Regions from separate parts of the Mus musculus genome. Here regions 1 and 2 are each linked to region 3. Evidence: chromatin loops called from intact Hi-C (ENCODE). Cell type or tissue: left cerebral cortex. All regions are shown on one strand. Region 1 has its middle 50 kb from the start of Zfp945. Region 2 holds the start of Zfp944 (zinc finger protein 944). Region 3 holds the start of n-TPtgg6 (a tRNA gene).

The links. Peaks named below come from ENCODE experiments on the same cell type or tissue, not always from the same donor. Only the 100,000 strongest peaks of a DNase experiment are listed, where the experiment ranks them.
Region 1: it touches region 3 in a loop (2.8-fold over the local background); 2 of 42 quality-filtered maps call a loop at or near these places.
Region 2: it touches region 3 in a loop (7-fold over the local background); 2 of 42 quality-filtered maps call a loop at or near these places.

The regions. Positions count from the first base shown.
Region 1 is chr17:22,815,703-22,818,202 of GRCm38, reverse strand. It overlaps the pseudogene Gm16386. Among named protein-coding and RNA genes, the nearest start is that of Zfp945, 50 kb to the left of the region's middle. In left cerebral cortex, no CTCF peak of the experiment used is centred here; DNase peaks (open chromatin) are centred at 416 and 1,554; H3K4me3 peaks cover 1,445 bases; H3K27ac peaks cover 793 bases.
Region 2 is chr17:22,360,070-22,362,569 of GRCm38, reverse strand. Zfp944 (zinc finger protein 944) reads left to right here and starts at 1,170. Exons shown (of 6, transcript NM_176962.4): 1 at 1,170-1,402. Zfp758 (zinc finger protein 758) reads right to left here and starts at 1,117. Exons shown (of 3, transcript NM_001347330.1): 1 at 863-1,117. The coding sequence starts at 988. In left cerebral cortex, no CTCF peak of the experiment used is centred here; DNase peaks (open chromatin) are centred at 1,032 and 1,312; H3K4me3 peaks cover 1,977 bases; H3K27ac peaks cover 379 bases.
Region 3 is chr17:23,545,124-23,547,623 of GRCm38, reverse strand. It overlaps n-TPtgg6 (a tRNA gene), which reads left to right and starts at 1,077; the gene lies at 1,077-1,148. n-TKctt14 (a tRNA gene) reads right to left here and starts at 264; the gene lies at 192-264. In left cerebral cortex, no CTCF peak of the experiment used is centred here; DNase peaks (open chromatin) are centred at 285, 551 and 1,094; H3K4me3 peaks cover 1,379 bases; H3K27ac peaks cover 723 bases.

The DNA of each region.
Region 1 (2,500 bases), 730 kb after region 3:
TGGAAGAAAGGAAAACGGAATTTAGGGTGTTGGTTATATTTTGCTGTGCGGTTTTTAGCCCAGGAAGCTTGTATTTCAAGCTAAAAAGTGAGGCTGCCTATCTATTATCTGAGAGGTTTAGAACTATCAGATATTAGGGTGCAGCATCCTTCCAGGACAACCTGACAGCTGAAGCAGCGTGGCTGGAAGCCTGAGACGAAGTGGAAGGAACCAGAATCCCCGAGGCAGGGGTAGGGGAGTCCGGGTGGGGGGGGGGGGTGTTACTGGAACGACCGGGAAAGTGACAGCGAAAAGAAAGAATCTGGGTGGACTCTACAAAAACAATTAAGTGCTGATAGTCTTCAAAGGAGTTACGTCACCGGAACCCGGGTATGGTGGGCGGGTCTAAGAGAGCTGCTCCAAAGACTGACAAAGATTTCCTGCCAGGAGTGACAGGAAAATCCTCAATTCACTTCCTACGTGAATGCATTACGCGGTAACCGTAACCGTGGGCTGGTTTCCCAGAGAGAACCCGTGTCCTAGATCTCTCTGGACCCCGGGAAACTCTCCTCAGACCGGGTTTCCTAGCTGTGGGCCTGGGAGAGTCGGCAGTGAGCAGCCCAGCGGTGGGCACCGCAGCCCGGCGTCCCTGGAACTTCCCAGGTCAGAGGAGCTGCGGGGCAGGAGCGGAGAGGGGTGTGTGCAGCTGCTTAAGGAAGCAGCTCTCAGTGATTCTATTGTGGATATCTTACAGTTGTGGGGCAGTTTGAGATCTTATGAACTGCAGTTTATAGTGTTCTTTTTATTTATCTTACACTTACCGGAATAATCAGTCATAAAGTAACACGTTAAAAATCTGGTAATTTAGATCTGCTGTTTGTTTTCGTGTCAGTTATAAAGCTCCAAGACAATAAATTCATTCATGCTTTCTTACTCCTTTCTTTTACTAACTGGTTATTCAAGAGAATGCCTTTGGCTCCTGTTAACAGGTATCCACATAGATAACTTTGTGTACAATAATTATATGAGGAAATAGTGCAGTTTTTATTGAACCAGAAAATTTACTTCAGTGAGCAAAACTGTTATTGCTGTAAACATTAACATTCATAGGCAGAATTTTTTTTAGTGGCCATGATTTTTTTCATCTGGGTTGTATGCAGTTTAGATGTAAGTAAAGCCTTTAGAAATGCATCTTCATATGGTGAGTTTTTAATGTTATACCTTAGTTCCAGGCAAGCCCAGTATTGCTATGTGAGTATATCAGACCACACCATTTAAGTAGAAAACCCTCTATAGATTAAAATAAAGTGTTAGAAAGCATCTTTTGAATAATTATGATATTTCACCTTTATAGGAAATTTGTCTCCTTGGTTGAAGAAAAGCATTCTGCCCTAACATATGTGGCCAAACAATTGTTTGGGTTTTTTGTTTGTTTGTTTGGTTGGTTGGTTTTTTAATTTCATGGTTTGTTAACATTTAGTGCTGTGACTGTACACTTCTCGTAGGAGGAGTGGGAATGCCTAGACCCTGCTGACAGGGCTTTTTGCAGAGATCTCCCTTTGGACAAGTGCAGCAGTCTGGTTTCTGTGGGTGACAATGGTTTTCTTGCAGTCTCCCCAGCTCCTCCCCAGGATTCCTGATAGAATGACTCTGCTTGTGTCTGAGCTGTGTGTGAGTGAGCCTCACATCTTACAGAGTACATTCAAATCCTTACAGGAAAGGAGACATTTTTAGTTGTGATATTTTCTCTTTCCTTTATATTTATCTTTGGAAGTGTCATGTATTTTCCTTCTATGAAAAGTTCTGGGTGCTTTTTGAAGAATCTCTTTCCCATACACAGGTGTCCCACTCCTCAGCCAGTTCTGCTCACCTGTGAGTCTGAACCAAGAGCCCTGGATGGTGAAGAGAAGAAGCTGTAGCAAAGGATCCAGGTATGGTAGAGGAATTAAGGAAGGAATGTTGAGGGGCTCAATTCACAGTAGAAAGAAAGAGGACATGAAATTGGTTTGGCCAGATTCTATTTCATTCCAAATGTTTCTAGATAATTGTACGAGAATAATGTCAGAATGTTCCCTTGATAGGTATTAGAAGACTCTCTTTGTGAGAATTAATACACAGAGGCAAATGTAATTTAATTTGGTTTTGTATGTGAGGGATGCTGTCTACCTCCCACTCACATCCACTGATCACATCTTCTTACCAATATTAAATATTTTCATTATTATATTTTTAATATACTGTTTTGTCAGAACAATTGATGCCTCCTAGTTTTTCCTGCTCTTAGACTTTTAGAGCAGTTTGCATTTCCTTTGTGTTCTCTATCAGTCGTGCTTAATTTCTCCATTTCCTAATATAATGCTCACAGAATGTTGATATTTGTTTGCTTAATATCTCTGCATAGTATTAAACTCTGTCTATATTACCTTCCCATTGATATCTACTCTTAGTCTTCCTATCCTCAATGCTTTGCACTGCTATAGTTTTAATATCTTTTGAAGTCACCCTTCCATTTGACGCTTTT
Region 2 (2,500 bases), 1.2 Mb after region 3:
CCCAGAGACTAAACCACCAACCAAAGAGAACATACACATGGTGAGACTCAAGGTTCCAGCTGCATATGTAGCAGAGGATGGCCTAGTTGGTCATCAATGGGAGATGAGGCCCTTGGTCCTATGAAGGTTCTATGCCCCTGTGTAGGGGAATGCCAGGGCCAGGAAGTGGGAGTGGGTGGGTTGGGGAGCAGGGGGTGAGGCGGTGTATTCGGAGGAGAAACCAGGAAAAGGGATAACATGTGAAATATACATAAAGAAAATATCTAGTAAAAATTAGGCAATTTAAAAAATAAATCAGCATATGAAGACGCATTTCTGAATGCTTTACTTACATCCTAAACTGCATACAACTCAGACGAATAATTCATGGGCAATAAAAAGTATGCTTAGTAAATAGTAATGTTTACAATCATAGCCGTAGCATAACACAAAGTATATTTTCTCGTTCAAAAAAGTGTGCACTGGTTCTTCATATGATTACTATATACACAAAGTTCTACATAGCAGGGTAAAACGTATCCTCTTGAATAAGCAATTAGTAAAACACAGGAGTTAGAAAATATGAATAAATTTACATTCCGTAAGCTTTGTGATTGACACAATAGCAAACAGCAGATAATACAACTGGTCTATCATTTTTAATGAGTTATTTTACGACTGAATATTCTGTTAACTGGAGGATAAATGAAAAAAAACCATGATAGACCAACTGTTCATAAGATCTCAACTTCCTGACAACTGTAAGAGATCCACATCAGAACTGTGAGAGCGGCGTCCATAAAAACAGCTGCGGAAGCCCCCCCCCCCCCCCCACCTCCCCGCTCCGCTCCCTCCCGTTTCCCAGCCCCGCAGCGCCTCTGACCTGGGACCTTCCAGGGCTGCGCTGCTGACTCTCCCAGGTCCGCAGCCACAAAACAGAGTCTGAGGAGCTTTCCGGTTTCCGAAGGAAACTGGGGCCGAAAAACCAGCGCTCAGTTCGAGTACACATGGATTACACAGGTAGCAAGGGGAGTGGTGGCTTTTCACGTCATTCTGGCCTGGACATTTGGAGCTGGCGACCTAGAAGAGAACGCAGCTGGACGGACTCTACCAACGTAATTAAGGAAGTGAAAGCGGCGGGCCTGAAGGCGTTAGCGCTGTCACGTGACCGGAACCGTGGTGTCCTGGGCGGGGCTAGGGGAGCCGCTCCAAAGATCGTGGCCAGAGACTGGGAACCGCGTCCCCTTAGGTACCTGTTGGAGCCAAGTTGTCTCTACTCCCACTGCGGGCGACTTACCCTGGCCTGGTTCTTTTCGAAGGCCGTAACTCTCCTCAGATGCGGTTTCCTGTGCTGACCTGGGAGAGTCAGCCATCAGCCGCGCAGCCGGGGGCACCGCAGCCCGGCGGCCCTGGAACCTTCCAGGTCAGAGGAGCTGCGGGGCTGGGAAATGGGCTGGAGCGGAGCAGGGGCTTGTTTTCTGCAGTTGCTCTTAAGGACGCCGCGCTCACAATTATGCTGTGGATTTTTATCATTGTCAGGAGGTTTGAGATCCTATGAACTGGGTGTATCGTGCTTTGTTTGTTTGTTTGTTTGTTTTCATTTATCTTATGGTTACCAGAATGATTTCCGAAAATAGTGTCGTAGAACATTTGCAGTACTGTAGTTTGCACACGGGGTTCTCTTTGTAACAGCAGTTACAAAGCTTCTCGAACTTAGATTTCTTAACTCCCTTGACCCATCATTTGCCTACTCAGGAGAGAGTGGCTTATGGCCTGGGAAATAGGCATCCTCAGAGGGCTTTGTAGGTAGAAGTAAAAAGAGGAACCAGGGCAGACTTGACTGACTCAGAAAGTAAGGGTCCAGACTTAACCAGGATGTGATTGGAAAGAGAGAGGTGGAGTTGGACAAAGGAAGAGAAGGGAAGAGAGAATAGGGGGCAAGAGAAGAAGCGGGAGCCAAGAAAGCACCTAGCCAAAGTTGTCTCCTTTGATACTGTTTGGTTTTGGATGCCAGGACAATGGACTGAGGTGCATATTTTAAATATCAAAGCAGACCTGACCTCAGGGTTCTACCAACCTGAGAGGCCCTGCCCTCAATCCTAACTTTTCAGCCCAGGGTCCTGGTTGCCCTTCCACTAGAGGTGCCTCCCTATATAATCCAAACGTTTTGGTCTCTATCTCTCTTCCTCCTCTTCTTCTTCCTCTTCCTCCTCTACTGTGGATGGGCCTGTTCTTGTGAACCAGTCCCCTAATGAATATAGGAGCCAATCACTGGGTGAGTACATGGGACTTTCAGGTTGGACATAGGAAGAGAGTAAACAAGAGAGAGTCGGGTCCTTTTGGAACCAAGACAGCATATGGGTAAGATGTAGCTGCTTGAGTGTCCCAGTATCATGGCAGATCCACAAGGATCAACCACTAGAAGAATAAGAGTACAAGGCTTACAAGATTAGGTTTTCAGGGTTGTGCCCAGAGATTGAGTTACTATTGTTTCTGAATTAAGTTTGTGTTGCATTATCCT
Region 3 (2,500 bases):
AACTAAATCTATAGAGCTAATCTAAGTAAAAGGGGACTTTCCATAGGATTGTGACTCTTTTGCCTGGTGTACGAAATAAATGCTCTCTAGGCACTAGAGTTTATATCTCTCCTGTCTTCAGATTTCTGCCAGTTTCCAATCCTTTCCAATTTCTGGACTTCTGGCCGCTTTTTCATTTAAGCAAAATTACTCGCCCAACGTGGGGCTCGAACCCACGACCCTGAGATTAAGAGTCTCATGCTCTACCGACTGAGCTAGCCGGGCGGTGATGAGAAACTTATTCCCCACAGACCTCTTGGAATTCTATACACTTCCGGGTTCTAGAACGAATTAGACTTGTCTTAGAGCCATGGTGGTAGGTTTGCTCCTGTAGCTTCGTATCAATCGCACAGCCAGGGCTTGTGTGGCCCCTTCCGTTCCCAGGAGTCACAAGGTTGGGGACAAGGTGGTGGTCTGTGAGGATGTTAGTGAGACCCCCGTTTAGGGCCCGATCGGTTCCAGAATCTAATCATGGCGAGCATGCGTTTTCAAAGCCGCCGCAGGACACTGGATCCCTTGCCGAACGCTAAGCTGTGGGCTTCGGAAGAACCAACCCGGAGTTGTGGTTTCTGTGTCTGGGTCTCTGAGCTGCGCGGGTCTTCTAGGCAGAGTCTGGCCCCGAGTGGGTTTGGCCAAGGTACAGGATCTGCGGGTTCTATGGCTCTCCCGGACGACTGAGCTTGTGTGGACTGGCGTGTCAGGAAGCTCTCATTCTCGAAGTCCTAGACTTGGCTCTACCTGGGACAAAATTTCTGAGCCGCCGTCCACCATGAAACTGCATTGTTCACACAAACTCGCTGGCTTCCCTTTCCCGAAGGACGATGGTCTATGGTCATTCATATCGTACGCTGGGGGCCGTCTGACCTGTCTTGAGCGTTTCGGAACTTTCTCTCCAGGCAAGTCTCCACGGAGCCCGATCTCCTCCTTTCGCTTCCTGGAACTCTTAGAAAAATAAACTTGTGGAGTCGAATTCTAGCGGGAGCATGTCATTCAGCTCGAGATACCTAAAGATCAACGTTGAGGCTGCTTGTCACCGTGGCTCGTTGGTCTAGGGGTATGATTCTCGCTTTGGGTGCGAGAGGTCCCGGGTTCAAATCCCGGACGAGCCCAGTTTTTTAGCGCTCAGAGTGTCTGGTCCGACGCAACCCTATCTCCGTAGACTCCTGGATCTCACGAGCCAGGTTTTTTAGGAACCAGAGATGGGAGGAGATCCAGCTCCGTGGATACCAGTAATTGCTCAGAGGTCAGATACCCAGCGTGGGTTTCCTCCATGACTCCAGGATCATAGCTGAGCAGATACACGTTTTATTTTTTTATTTTTTAATTTTATCGAGACAGGGTTTCTAGCCCTGGCTGTCCTGGTGTAGAGCAGGCTGGCCTCGAACTCAAAAATCCGCCTGCCTCTGCCTCTGCCTCCCGAGTGCTGGGATTAAAGGCGTGCCCACCATGCCGGGCTTCAGATACACGTTTTAAATGTTGTTATATTTCTGGTCAGCTGGGCTGGACTGGGTTTTGCTCACATGTAGGTGAGCATCACTGCAGTGTTGGTCTTTGGCCACTTTTGCATCTCTCTGCATTTGTGCACAGGCATTAGATCCCAGGTAGCCAGGAGCAATAGGAAATAGGTGTGAGTCTCATACTAGGTTGTATACTCTTGTGTAGGTCTAATGTGGGCTGTCCTTAGACATTGGGAAAACTGAGGTTCAGCTTTGGGATGGACCTAGGTATCAGGATTCCTTAGCTCTCAGCTGAAATGATCCACAGGAGATAGCTGTTGACAACTACACTGATTGAGTCAATTAAAGATTTTAAGGCAAGCGTGGTGGTGCAATAATCAGGTATCTAGCTCTTTAAGCTCTCACCTTCCTTACTCTCATCTCTAGCCCTCCTCTCTCTCCCCCCACGCCCCCACTCGGCCATGGACGGCCTCCCTCTTTCTACCTTCTTTCTCCCTACCGTCCTACAATAAAGCTCTAAAACCAGGAAAAAAAAAATCAGGTATCTAGTCAAATCAGGACTACTTGGAAAATTGTAGATTGTGAATTTATTGTTACTCAATAAATTCTGACATTGTGGAAAGGCAAACCAAATGTGTCCCTCTGTTTCTGACATTAACATGCTTAGGACACTGACTTTGTCCACCCAGCTAGTGGCCTGGTATAGGGGGAGAGAGGGGAATGGTACATACGTTTGATTTTACCAATGAAGGCTTGGGAGCCAGATGCTGGGATGAAATCCTGCTAGCTCAGAGAGACAGAGAAAGCACCCAGCTGCCCTTTCTACTCCACCAATGTCCCAGAAGGCAAAGCTCCCGCTCCTCCTCCATGCTGCCGTAAGTACCCTCCAACTCAGTCTCTCCGTTCTCTTTCCTGGGTTTTCTTAGTTCACTCCCTGTCAACTGATTGCTTGCTTGGCTTTGACTTTATTTATTTGGCCTTTGACTTATTGTTGACTCTATTTA